Regions from separate parts of the Mus musculus genome. Here region 1 is linked to region 2. A link is a contact called in ENCODE Hi-C or POLR2A ChIA-PET data. All regions are on one chromosome and are shown on one strand. Each heading gives the region's core, a stretch centred on a gene start or an enhancer-like site at or near the end of the contact. The rest is flanking DNA. Distances are from core to core; before and after follow the strand shown.

The links. A loop is a pair of places that touch in the nucleus more often than their neighbours do. ChIA-PET counts read pairs that join two places held with the same protein, here RNA polymerase II (POLR2A).
Region 1: a map of T-helper 17 cell shows a loop between it and region 2 (1.9-fold over the local background). The contact joins the promoter of Hcar2 here to the enhancer-like site in region 2. A Hi-C loop is called at or near these places in 1 of 37 maps with a recorded cell type or tissue (T-helper 17 cell). POLR2A ChIA-PET finds 5 or more read pairs at or near these places in 1 of 5 experiments (embryonic stem cell).

Annotation. Positions count from the first base shown.
Region 1 is chr5:123,860,920-123,868,111 of GRCm38, forward strand. It overlaps Hcar2 (hydroxycarboxylic acid receptor 2), which reads right to left and starts at 4,597. Exons shown (of 1, transcript NM_030701.3): 1 at 2,651-4,597. The coding sequence starts at 4,519. The coding sequence ends at 3,437.
Region 2 is chr5:123,345,791-123,352,167 of GRCm38, forward strand. It overlaps Bcl7a (B cell CLL/lymphoma 7A), which reads left to right. Exons shown (of 6, transcript NM_029850.3): 2 at 6,077-6,158. Among named protein-coding and RNA genes, the nearest start is that of Gm15860, 3.8 kb to the left of the region's middle. Within about 2 kb of position 4,735, at least 1 of the 3 ENCODE cell types and tissues checked has a DNase peak (open chromatin) inside an H3K27ac peak, as active enhancers do.

The DNA.
Region 1 (7,192 bases), core at 3,347-5,846, 510 kb after region 2:
CAACAATACATAAAAATTTAAAATTAAAAAAAAACTATTATAATTGCCCTTCCCAATCTGAGCCTACACACACAGGCATTCATACACTGGTTTCCAGGATACCCACGGGGCCACAATCCCAGGATGCTCTAATCCCTTGTATAAATTCAACAATATTTGCATTGATGGCGTCGATGGGTGGGATGCTTGTCTAGAGAATATGAAGCCCTGGTTTTGATTCCTAGTACCATATAAACCAGGCATGGTGGTGCATACATGTCTGTAATCTCAGCAGGCAGGGAGTGAAGGGTTGTTTCTACAAGCAAAGTAGCAGAGGGATTGCTGTCAATCACAGGGGTTAGCGCAAGATGAGGCAAGCTGGTGCTAGGAGCCAAACCCGGCCAACACTTTGATGCTGGGTAGATGTCCCCCAAAACTTAATAATACATTTCTATTTTTTGTTTGTTTGTTTTTGTTTTTCAAGACAGGGTTTCTCTGTATAGCTCTGGCTGTCCTGGAACTCACTCTGTAGACCAGGCTGGCCTGGAACTCAGAAATCCACCTGCTTCTGCCTCCCAAGTGCTGGGATTAAAGGCATGCGCCGCCACTGCCTGGCAATTTCTATTCTTTTAAGTCTCTCAGTTTGTGATTCTTTGTTGGGGCAGCTCTTAGGAGACTAACTCTTTAGTCCAGAAACTTAGAATACCCAAGATATAAGATACAATTTGCTAAACGCATGAAACTCAAGAAGAACGAAGACCAAAGTGTGGACACTTTGCCCCTTCTTAGAATTGGGAACAAAACACCCATGGAAGGAGTTACAGAGACAAAGTTTGGAGCTGAGACGAAAGGATGGACCATCTAGAGACTGCCATATCCGGGGATCCATCCCATAATCAGCTTCCAAACGCTGACACCATTGCATACACTAGCAAGATTTTGCTGAAAGGACCCAGATATGGCTGTCTCTTGTGAGACTATGCCGGGGCCTGGTAAACACAGAAGTGGATGCTCACAGTCAGCTATTGGATGGATCACAGGGCCCCCAATGGAGGAGCTAGAGAAAGTACTCAAGTTGCTGAAGGGATCTGCAATCCTATAGGTGGAACAACAATATGAAGTAAACAATACCTCCCCCGCCCCCCAGCTTGTGTCTCTAGCTGCATATGAATCAGAAGATGGCCTAATCGGCCATCAGTGGAAAGAGAGGCCCACTGGTCGTGCAAACTTTATATGCCTCAGTACAAAGGAATGCCAGGGCCAAGAAGTGGGAGTGGGTGGGGGAGCGGGTGGGGGACTTTTGGGATAGCATTGTAAATGTAAAAGAAATAAATACCCAATTAAAAAAAAAGAAATGAAAGTTAATCCATGTTTTGAAATGCTTATTCCAAATTACCTGCTTTCTAAATCTATTCATTCAAATATTTATTATACTACATTGTATATCATAACGGCATAAGAATTATCAGCTAATAAAATATAACATATGAAAAAAAAAAGGAGACTCATACCCAACACATTCCTTGTTACCTCAGGACCTTTGCTCTCACTCCCCTCCCTGTGCCCCCCCACCCCCAGCCCAGAGGTTTTCATACCTTGCTCTGTCTAGTTAATCCTGGCTCAACTCAATATCACTTCCTCCTGGAGGCCCTCCCAGTCATCCCCACCCTAGCCACCCTCTCTGTTCCCATAGTCACACCTGGCTGGTTTCACAACACCTGTTGCTTTTCAGCCATGATCTTTTCTTCATTCCTGCCTGCCTCCCTGCCTTGAATTTGGGTTCAATGTGACGAAGACCATCTATCTGCTTAACTCCTGGCCGTATTGCCACCACCCAGAACGGTGTCTGGCGCACAGTTGCTGTTCAACACACAAAAACCAAACAAATGAATGTCAACTGTTAACTCCGATCGATCAAGGACCAGGAGTTTCACCACCAGGTTCCCCGTGATTCATGGGGAAATCCCTGCTTGGCTCGGAGCTTCTGTCTGCCGCCTTCCAGAAGAAGGCAAACCCTGCTTTTAAATTCCCACTTGTAGGAGCCGAAGGTAATAAGAGACAGAAAACTGGGAACACTTGAACTAAGAGACACTTCATCTGTCTGTCCCTGGTTTCTTGCCATCTACCGAGGGCTGAGAAATTAGAGTATCTGAATTCTTAATCTGTATCCAGCTCGGGAGGAAAAAAAAAAAAAGCCTCATCTTGCCAAAGGATCTAGGAGGGACAGAAACTGGAAATGAAAGTACAACAGAAACTTCTTGTTTCTCAACTGGCACGATGCAACCTGGTACATCTCCTTTCTGGCTCTAAACTGGGAACTGAAACCATTCCATAGGAAGCTCCTCTTCCTTCTCCTAGGGGTGGAAAAAAAAAGCCCACTCTGGTCTGATTCTTTTTTTAATATACAGCTATTAATAGCAATGTTCACCGAACTGCAAAGGGAAGAACTCCGCTGTAAACTTTTCGGTATAGCCTTTAAAACCTAACTACCTTACATATTCCCCACCGGTGCCGTTCCCCTTGGCTGTCTCAAGGCAGGGCTCTTCTGCACCCTTCTGTGTTTTTGCAGTATACTAGATCTTCCTGCTAGGATACAGTTCATAACCCAGGTCTTAAGTAAGAAGACCGTTTCTGTGAACCCTAACCCAGACAAAATGCTGCAGCAGCCTGTGTCTCCTGTCGAAATTTATTGAAATGGTAGATGTTAAAGTACAGAAACCCAAGTAATGAACCGCCCCCCCCCCCCCAACCATGGACACAGTTGAATTCCTTTTACTAAGAAACGCAGACAGAGGAGGGAAGCCACTGTTTCCCCAAAGCCTTTTAAAGCTCAGCTGAATTTGTTATTGTTTCTCTCCAGCACTGAGTTCAGTCCCTCCTGGGGCTAACCCCCTCTTACCACCTTTGGAGACTTGGAGAACAATCAAATCTTTTGCATCTCCTCCCCTCTTTAGCATTTCTGCTAAAGTCTGGCTGAAAGGTATACTGGTCCCACCGAACACAAGTGACCAACTGGCTTATCAGTGACATCTGGGTAGAGATCCCCTCCAGTTTCGTGGATCTCCTTGTCCTCACTGGGGCCCACGGACAGGCTAGGTAGGACCCTAGGACGAAGAGCCATCCGTGACTTTGAGCAGAACTGAGGTGTGTCTGGGTGCATCTGGGACTCAAACTCTGCAGGACTCTGTCTTCTTCAGTCCTGTAAGCTTGGAAGGCTGAGAAGTTTCCACTGTCTGGAAACTCTGCTTTCTGTTCCTCTGAGATTTTCTATGGCTGCACCTCGCAACCAAAACTGCTCACTGCACCACGCCGTTTCTCTAAATTCGATTCTCCGAATCTAGAAGTTCCAAGAAAGCGTAAGCCAAATCTGAAGATGTTACCCTGTTCAACGAACGGCCAAATCGCCTCTCCAGAGAGCACAGGCCTGAGCGGCAATCTCCCTTCTTGTCATAGTAACTTAACGAGATGTGGAAGCCAGATAAGGGGGGCTGCCTGGCTCACTGGGGTCAGCCATTAGCGCCCCTGGAATACTTCTGGTTGTGCTGGGGTCCCCCGTGAGCTCCACACTAGTGCTTCGGTTATTATCGGGTTCACCCAATGTTTTCTTTCGAAGGCAGCGGTTGATACACGTGGAGAAGAAGTTGGGGAAAGATGGGCTGGAGAAATAGTAGACCACAGGGTCCAGCATGCTGTTCATGTAGGTAAAGCTAAGGGTGGTAAAGAAAGCCAGGTCCACCGAGGAGTAGATGTCACAGTTGCGTACGTTATATTTGTAGAGAAGCCAGAAGATGCGGATGCGCACAGCCACACTGGGTAGGAAGCAAATGATGAATACAATAGCCACCACCATGATGAAGTTGATGGCCCTCTTGATCTTGGCATGTCTGTCCATCTGTCTCTGCCTCAGGCTCCAGATGATCCTGCCTGAGCAGAACAAGATGATGGCCAGGGGCAAGAAGAATTCCAAGAGGAACATAGCATCGTGCCACCTGAAGTTGTAACAGATGCTGAAGCTGCTACACAGATATGCCTCGCCATTTTTGGTCATCATGTTTGTATAGAGGAGGTGGACAGTCAGGCCGATGGTGAGACCCCACAAGAAGCAAGAAATGATGGCCGCCGTCCGGTTGGAGATCTTGTTCAAGAAGTGGTGTGGATGGACCACCCGGAAGTAGCGGTCCACAGCCACCACGGTGAGGAAGATGATGCTGCCCTGTCGGTTCATAGCCAACATGAAGAGCATCACACGGCAGGGGATGCCTCCGAACCTCCAGTCCCAGTTATGGACATAGTTGTCCGTCAGGAACGGCAGGCAGATGATCAGGAGAAAGTCAGCCACGGCCAAGTTGAACAAGAAAATCCGGCTGGATTTCCAGGACTTGAGGTGGAAACAGAAAATCCACAAGGCAAGGCCATTGCCCAGGAGTCCGAACACAAATTCCAGCCCCAACACCGGTGGCAAGACCTTGGCGATGTTTTCATCTCGGAACACACAGCAGTTCTTGCCGTTTATCACTAGAAAATGGTCTGACTTGCTCATGAGTGGATCTGGCCAGTCCAGCTTCAGAGTGCCTCACCTAGCGAAGGCTCAAGGCGAGTGTGTGTCTGTGTGGTGAACGTGTGGTTCAGCCCTCGGCTTTATGTCATGTCAGGGTGTTGAAAGAGATGACTGAATGGTTACCAGGAAACTACGAAATCATTTAAAAAAAAAAAAGGCTAGCAAGGCTCTTATGCAACTTACTGTTTGCATAAACAAGTAATAAAAAAAAAGTCCCCTGGGCAGACGGGAACCCACAAATTTTTCTAAACGTAAAGGATAAGTTTAGGCAAGCCGACTGTCAGAGGTGGACGAGTCAGATCTGAGGGCATTCCTTCTGAAGGCTGCAGGCATGCATGCTGGCTAGGTGATTGGCCTCGGAGAATCCATTCACTGCAATTTGCTTAGCTGACAATAATTAATAAATTAACAAGGGCAGTAACCATGCACTGTGCTAAAAGAACAGTCAGGCTTTCCAGGAGCAGTAAGAGTTCGTGTGAAATTCTACTATGCATTGGTAATGTGGATACGGTTTCCTCTGTCTGTCTGTCTGTCTGTCTCTGTCTCCCCCACCTCCTTGTTTTCTTTCTAGGATTTATTTTTATTTTTGCATGCCTGTCTATGTGGCTATGTACATACAACAACAGCCCCAGAGGCTATTGGATGCCCTGGAGCTAGAGTTATAAGACAGTTGTCATCCACCCCAATGTGGGGATAGGGAGCTTAATGCAGGTCCTCTGCAGGAGCAGCGGGTGCTCCTAACCCCCAACTCAGTTCTCTAGCGCCGTGCTCTTTTTCCTTTTTTCCTTCCTCTCAGATAGATGTCTCCTCTTGTTACGTCTCCCAAGCTGGCTTCTCCATCTTCCTGCTTCTTCTTCCCGAGTGCTGGGATTGCAGACACAGCGCCTGGATGTGTGGTATTCGTAGAAATGGCTCTGATTTCAAGCCTCAAGAGGGTGCAGAAAGATAACATTTCCTTTCTCTCTCTTTTTTTTAAAGTGTGATTAAGTGTCATCTTACAGAGTATCTACCATTGACTATCTACTTTGAGTTTGAAATTAGAAATTGGAAATTTGCCAGGTGGTAGTGGTGCATACCTTTAATCCCAGTACTCGGCAGGCGAAAGCAGGTAGATCTCTGAATTTACCTGCTCTACAGATCGAGTTCCAAGACAGCCAGGGCTAGACAGAGAAACTGTCTCAAAAAAAAAAAAAAAAAAAAAAAAAAAGAGGAAATGTGTCCCTTTAGCTGCCTACCCAAATCCTCAATGGCATTTGACGGACCTTGTAGTCTAGACTCAGGGTGACCTGATCTTGGATCCTATAGGATCAGGATACTTCATGGAGACTGTGACAATGAAGATGACAACTTTGAGATTGGTGGTGCCCACATTGCAGTTTCCAGTGTTCCAAATTCCATGTCTTGAAACTCCATGTTTGCCCATTTTTTTCAAGATTGATTTATTTATTTTTATGTATATGAGTATACTGTAGCTGTACAGATAGCTGTGAGCTATCATATGGTTGTTGGGAATTGAACTCAGGACCTCAGCTCGTTCCAGCCCCGCTTGCTCCGGCCCAAAGATTTATTTATTATTATATGTAAGAGCAATCTAGCTGTCTTCAAATGCACCAGAAGAGGGCATCAGATCTCATTATGGATGGTGGTGAGCCATGTGGTTGCTAGGATTTGAACTCAGGACCTTCGGAAGAGTAGTCAGTCCTCTTAACCTCTGAGCCATCTCTCCAATATTGTTTTTTTGTTTGTTTATTTTGTTTTGTTTTGTTTTTTGGTTTTGGGTTTCTGTTTGTTTGTTTGTTTTCAAGGCAGGATTTCTCTGTGTAGCCCTGGTTGTCCTGGAACTCATTCTGTAGACCAGACTGGCCTCAAACTCAGAAATCCCCTGGTCTCTGCCTCCCAAGTGCTGGTATAATATTGTATTTTTTAAAAGACTTTTTGAAACATGTATTTTTTTTAAATTGGGAGAGAGAGAGAGTCTGTGTGTCTGTGTGTTTGTGTGTCTGTCTGTGTATATATGCATGTGAATACAGGTGCCCTCGGAGACCAGCAGAAGGTGCCAGGTTCCCTGAGGCAGGAGTTGCAGATGGATATGAGTTACCTGATGTGGATGCTAGAAATTGAATTCAAGTTCTCAGCAAGAACAAGTGCTCTTAACTGAGACGGACATCTCCAGCCCCTTAAACAGGCTTCTGAGACAGCATCTCCCTATGTATCTCAGGCTGGCCTGGCCTCACTGCTGGCCACGATTGTCCTGTGTGCACGGAGTGCTGGGATTACAGGCTTATGACACGAACCCAGATCACTGCCTCTTCCTCTGCAATTGCCTTGAATGTTAGCTGGCATTGGCACTTGCTTGCCTTACTGCCTGTGGGTGCTGGTAACCCTTCCTCCTGGATAAATGTGAACTTACTGAGGGCATGTGTTTTGGCTTGAAAGTAAAAGAGCCCCTGCAGGCTCCCAGGTTTGGAGCACTTGGTCCCCAGCACCTGACACTGTTTTGCAAGCCTGGAGAACTCTGAGGATGGAAGCTGGTAGAGACCAATCACTAGGCCTGGAAAGTTATATCCACTTTAGGTTGAGGTCGGCGCTCCTCTCCCTCCAGGTCCAGGCCTGAGGCACCACAGACTGGGCTGCTTGATGTCACAATGGACTGTG
Region 2 (6,377 bases), core at 3,485-5,984:
GTTTTTTTCCCACGGCTTCATCTGGGTCCGAGAGGGAGAGGAGCAGCTGCGAGGGTGTCCCCAAGTGTCAGCAGCCGCTGGCTGGATCTGTCCTTTATAGGAACTGGCTAGGCTCCACTGCAGGCTGGGTTGTTTTTTTTTTTTTTTTTTTGGGGGGGGGGGTCATTTCTTGAGTAACGCCTCTGTTGTTGTTGTCCTTTTTTTTTTTTTAAACACTACTGGGGACCTGTCTCCGGTTTGATGGTGTCACAAGTTAGCTGTCCTTTCAGAGTGAAACCCAACAAAAAAGGCAACGAGAAAAATCAATAAAGTCCACGTGCTCCCGGGCCTCCTATGGAAAGGGCTGTCTGCGGATGGCCGGATGCCCGCCGTGGGCTGGGTTTGGCTCCAATGGGACAAAGAATTTTCACAACCGTGAGAAGGGGAGGCTTTCCAAAGTTGAGATCCAAGTCCTGGGTGCCGGGGAGCTCCCCGCTGAGCAGGGCGACCAGTGCCCAACTGCAGCCATTTAAAAATGGCAGAAACAGCTGCAGGCCAAAACACAGGAAAACCAGCACCTTGGCCCCTCTCCTGTGGGACTCTCAAGGGAAGGCTGGGGTGGCACCCCTCCCTGGCCTCAGTCCCCGGTGCAAAGAAAGAACTGATAGCAGGGCAAGAGTCCCTTCTGTCTGTCACCCGCCTGGAGGGTAGAAAGGGGCCGGTGTAAGCTCCCTTTCTGGTCCTGGAGCCGTGACAGCTGCGGCTGGGTCTGCCAGCTGCTCTGCTGGGCGGGCAGATGGAGGGTTGGGGCTTTCCACCCTGCGGGCCCCAGAGCAGCAGGCCTGGAGGCTTCATCTTCCATGCTAGCGGGTTCACAGCCTGCCAAGCCTGGGAGTGCAGTGGGGGATGTGGCCGCTTTCTACCCTATGTTCTTTTGGGAGAAATAAGTATATCATGACCTCTAAAGACTCCAGGCCTTTTGGGATCTCCTGCATGAGTTTCTACTTCACTTCCTAGCAGTGACCTTGGGCAAAATACGAAACTCAGTTCCTTGACTCTGTCAACTAGGGGACTCCGGGCCCCCCCTCCCCTTCCAGAGCTGTTGAGGACTGGCTAGTCCGGTAGAGTCACTGGAGTACACAGGGGCCCTTATGTAAGGTGGACTTTGTAGAAATTTTGATTTGCTTCCCTCCCCATCTTAAATAGAGACGGAGGGGTCTTCCTTGAGTCATTAAATCTGGTCTTGCCCTGTCTGTAACAGCAATCTTGCAATCAACCCCTGAAGGCTTTGGGGGTTGTTTATTAACCGTGGGCACCAACCATGCATTTCACCACTGGCTAGGACATGGGGCTGCCAGAAATGAAAATGAAAAAACACAGAACATCCAGGTAAATTTGAATTTCAGATAAACAACAAAGTGATTTTTAAAAAATAAACCGTTCCCCCTGGGTGCGTGCCTATAACCTTTGGACTTGTAAGGTAGAGGCAGGAGAACCAGGTGTTCAAGGCTAGCCTCAGCTACATACTGAGCTCAAGGCTAGCCTGATCTACATTCAAGCTTGTCTCAAAAATATAAATTAAATAAAAAATAAAATGAATGCACAGGGCTCTGGGTTTTGTCCTTAGACTGTACACACACACAAAACACACACACACACACACCCCTTTATGTAAGTAGTATATCCCATGAAATATTTGAGACACATGCCAAAAAGTTATCCATTTATCTGAAATATTCAGAATCAGTGAGGAACTCTGTATTTTATGTAGAGGAGAGCTAAGGTGTCTGGTATTCCATCCGGCCTGAAAGCCCAGGGAGGTATTTTTTTTTAATACCCCTACCCTTCCTCTGCCCTGCAGAAGAAGCCGGCATGACCTGCGCACTGCCCCACCCACAGTTTGCAGCTTCCACTCCTTCCCCTTCTGCCTGGTGTCCCAGCAGAGCAGGTTAGTGGGGGTGTAAGGTAGCCAGAAGATGGCTGAGGGAGAACAATGTGGTAGGTCCCTTTTTGGGTCAGGCTTGGGAGGCCCAGTGGGAGGGAAAAAGACAAAGGGAGGTCAGAGCTTTCACGGTAGACACCCGTCTAGGACCTGTCATCTTGGTCCAGGAAGTCCTTTAGCAACTTGACATAAGTACAGAATGGCTAGTTTGGGGGTGGGGGTGGGGCTTTCCACCCATCCTTGAGAAGTGCCCTCTGAGGTGGACCCAGACCGGATTAGGATGAGGACAGGTCTCCAAGGTGACAATGACTAGTCCTGTAGTGAATATACAAAGGGATTTAGAGCTCTTTGGAGTCAGCCAGCAACCCCCCCCCCCACTCATCAGCCCTAGACCCAGTAGAGCGCTGGAAAATCACCTTGGCCTTGAGAATCTGAGATGGACTCTGGAGTTTACATGAGAGCCTGAGCTGGGGGCTGGAGAGATGGCTCAGCAGTTAAGAGCACTGACTGTTCCTCCAGAGGTCCTGAGATCAACTCCAAGCAACCACATGGCTCACAACCATCTGTAATGGGATCTGATGCCCTCTTCTGGTGTGTCTGAAGACAGTGACAGTGTGCTGATACACCTCAAATAAATTAATTAAAAAAAAAAAAAAGAGCCCGAGCTGGGCAAGCACTTTGGAGCTATATTCTTACATCGGGGACTCCATGTCATCCTTTTATCTCAGGAGCACAAGGCAGAGGAGGTACAGAAGCCAGGCTAGTTGTGGTGGAAGCAAGAGGACTCAGGCTCTGTGTAGAGTCGTTCTGTGGCTAGGATGAGATGCAACTTGGTGGTCAAAGTGAATGCCTCCATGTGGTACGAGGTGGGGGCTGGGAGGGAGCCAGTGTTTGTCATCTGGAGCAAGCTGTGGCTCCCAGGAGGACTGTGGGCTGCAGATCTTGTTTTGAGAGTAGCCAAAAATCTGGATTGTTAGGTTTTCTCTCTCCTGCTTTGGCAATTGAGTCAACTTTTTTTTTTTTTTTTTTTTTTTTTTGAGACAGGGTTTCTCTGTATAGCCTGGGCTGTCCTGGAACTCACTCTGTTGACCAAGCTGGCCTTGAACTCAGAAATCTGCCTGCCTCTGCCTCCCACGTGCTGGGATTAAAGGCGTGCGCCATCACAGCCTGGCTTGAATCTACTTTTTAAAAGTACCACGAGGGTAAACAAGATGTACCTGTTGGCCCCTTGCTGGCCGCCCTTGCTGTAAGATGATGGGAGCTGTCTAGTCCCTTCACCATGGGAGCAGCCAGCTGTGTGTGTTCCCCCATGGTGGGCTGCAGCACTTGGAGGAGATCTGAGCTGCTGCCTTTAGCCAGAGCCTTTGTGAGAGCCAAGTCCCAGGTCAGAGGTCAACCCCAAGGTCAGGTTCTACTTCAGTGTTTGAAGGCTCTATTACCTTTTTTTGTTGTTGTTGTTTATTTTGGTTTATTTTGTGTGTGTGCACGTATGGGAGGGAGCACACTCACAGGTGTTATGATGCAGGTGTGGAGGTCAGAAGACAACTAGTGACCATGTCAGTTCTGAGCATCTAACTCAGGTTATCCAGTGCCTTTATCCACCACCTACTTAGCCGTCTCACCAGACCCTGTTATTGTTGTTGTTGTTATTATTATTATTAATCTCATTGTGTAGTTTAGAGCCACACCTGGGACCTAGAATTAACAATCCTGCCTAAGTCTCCGAGGGTACAGGAATCTCTCAGGATCTCGGGGTACTAGAATGATGTACTGTGACCCCCCAGCTCTCAAGGTCAAGTTCATAACTCTTGCCTCTGCTCCCAAGCCCTCCCCCATCAGTGTCCATACCTAGTAATAGTGCTTTGTACTCCAGTGAGGAGGTCATTGGCTGGGGAAGAAGGAGTCAGTGTGTATTTGGTAGCCCCTAATGCCTGGTACTTCAGACATTCACCTCTGTTCCTGTCACCTTGGAAGGCCCAAAGCTCTGGCATGCTTTCTAGCCTGAACTGTGGCCTTATGTTACAAGTTAATTACTTAAATTATTATTAATAATAATAATAACACACTCAGATTTTTTTACTTGGTTGATTTAATTGGGCTCAGACTAAGGAAGCTAGTCAGAACCTTGTTGGTACATATTTTTTTTTTTTTTTTGGTAAAGATTTATTTATTATTATTTTATTTTATTTCATTTTTAGGTTTTTCGAGACAGGGTTTCTCTGTGTAGCCCTGGTTGTCCTGGAAGTCACTCTGTAGACCAGGCTGGCCTTGAACTCAGAAATCTGCCTGCCTCTGCCTCCCAAGTGCTGGGATTAAAGGTGTGCACCACCACGCCTGGCTGATTTATTTATTATTATATCTAAGTACACTGTAGCTGTCTTCAGACACACCAGAAGAGGGCGTCAGATCTCATTATGAGTAGTTGTGAGCCACCATGTGGTTGCTGGGATTTGAACTCGGGACCTTTGGAAGAGTGCTCTTTACCACTGAGCCATCTCTCCAGCCCTTGTTGGTATATATTGAGTGACTTTTGGCTGTTTAGGTTTTAAAAGTTTCTGGACTGCTTCTTTTCTCCTCTGTACAGTGTGTTCCTCTCTTGTCCTTTTACTAATCTCAGAGAAGGGTTGTATAGCTCGGCCTCTAGGACACAGGGGCATCAGGATTGTGTCTCTACCTGTCACTGAGGTCATTCCTGGTAATAACTTTGTCCCTCCAAGTACCTTCTGATTATCCTGAGTGGAGAGTAAAAGCTTGGGCCTGTGGCTTGTGCGCTCGCTCGCTCTGCCTCCAGGAGGCAGGAGAGGGATGGGAGAGAGACAGACATCTGTCTTCACTTCAAGCTTCCCCTGCTAAAAGGAGCGTGGGCGGGGCCTTTGGAAAGCAGGCCATGCCACCGAGGGTTTGGATTCTCACTGAGTTCTGAGTTCACCTCCTCAGGTCTCACTTCCTTGATCTGTCGGGTGGAGAAGGTGACGCCTGCTGCCACAGACGGTCATGTAAACATGAGAGTATGTGGGCCTGGTGCTTGGCATGTGGCACATGGAACTACACATGGTCGGTTTCCTTTAACAGTGCGAGCCAGGGTGTCAGTGATAACAGGATCATGGAGACCTGAGTGGCAGTTGGTGGGTGGGAAGTGTATGGTTTGGTTATGGTTGTCTTTGAGTGTGTTTGCCTCTGCTTCCCACCCCCACCCTGAAAGGCTCAGTGGCGACATGGCAGAGACTATAATGTATCACAGTATAAATGAGGGGAAGTCCATAGGTTAGGTTTGGGTGGAGAAGCCAAGGTCCTCATAACTGTAGTCCTACGTAGCAGTGGGACTGTTGTATTGAATTGAGATTGCAGCCCTGACTCCCCAGCTCTAGCTTCCCAAATCAGCTGGGTTACTTGCTAAACTCAGTAAGACTTGAGGCTGCCTCCCTAAGATGGCCACGTTGGAGCCTAGACTGTTGGGGTTCAAACCCCAGCCCTGCCCCTGTGTGTTCACCCCTCTCCGGGTACGTGGCCTCTAAATATCTAGAGCAAGAAATGGTACCATATAACCGAAGTTGGTGGCCATAGTAATAGTCTATAGAAAATGGCCGTGGCTTGGGGAGGGCATAATTATTATCCTTGATAAAGCCATTCGCCCCCTTTCCTTCTCACTGCTTGTATTTTCCTCCTCCTCATCTGCAAGCCTGTCTCTCTCAACTGGGCACTTGGCTTCTATCCTGTGGGAGTTTAGAGACCAGGGGTTCATGAGACCAGGGGTCCATGCAGAGCCTTGACTGAAGGACAGGTACAAGGAATTGTCCTCACAAGACCAGGCTCAGCCTACTTCTCAGCACCCAGCCCACCCAACTCCCCACCCCCATGCCCATGAACTGTTCTGAAGGGGAGCTGCCAGGAGGGTCGGGTGCTTGCTTGCTTTCTGGATCCCAGAAGGGAAGGGAGCACGAATCTTATGTGGGCCAAGTGACTTTCCCAGGGGCCTCGGTCAGTCGGCAAGGACAGAGCTGGGATTCCAGCCATATCTGTGTGATCAAAGCTTGTTGTCTTAGCCCCAGGGCTACGAAGTCATCACTTTGTAGCTGTGACCTCTGCCACCCTCTCCCCTTAAGCAGAGTCCTGTACAAAGCCCCCTGGTTATGGGTTCTTCCTCATTCCCTGCAGGGAGAAGAAATGGGTGACCGTTGGCGATACATCCCTACGAATCTACAAGTGGGTCCCTGTGACGGAGCCAAAGGTTGATGATGTGAGTATGTAGGGCGGTTGTGTCCTCATTTCCTCCCCACTACAGAGAGAAAGGCTCTGTTGCCGACCACTGGCCTGGGGACCTGAGGCCAAATTGCTCAGAAAGCACGGAGCCCAGCTGAAGCCTAGAAAAGCCACTGGACCTGTGTCCTCATCCCTCTATAATTTTTCTCCAGAACCTGGCCCTCCGTGATAGGAATGTCCCTTGAAAGTTGTCCTC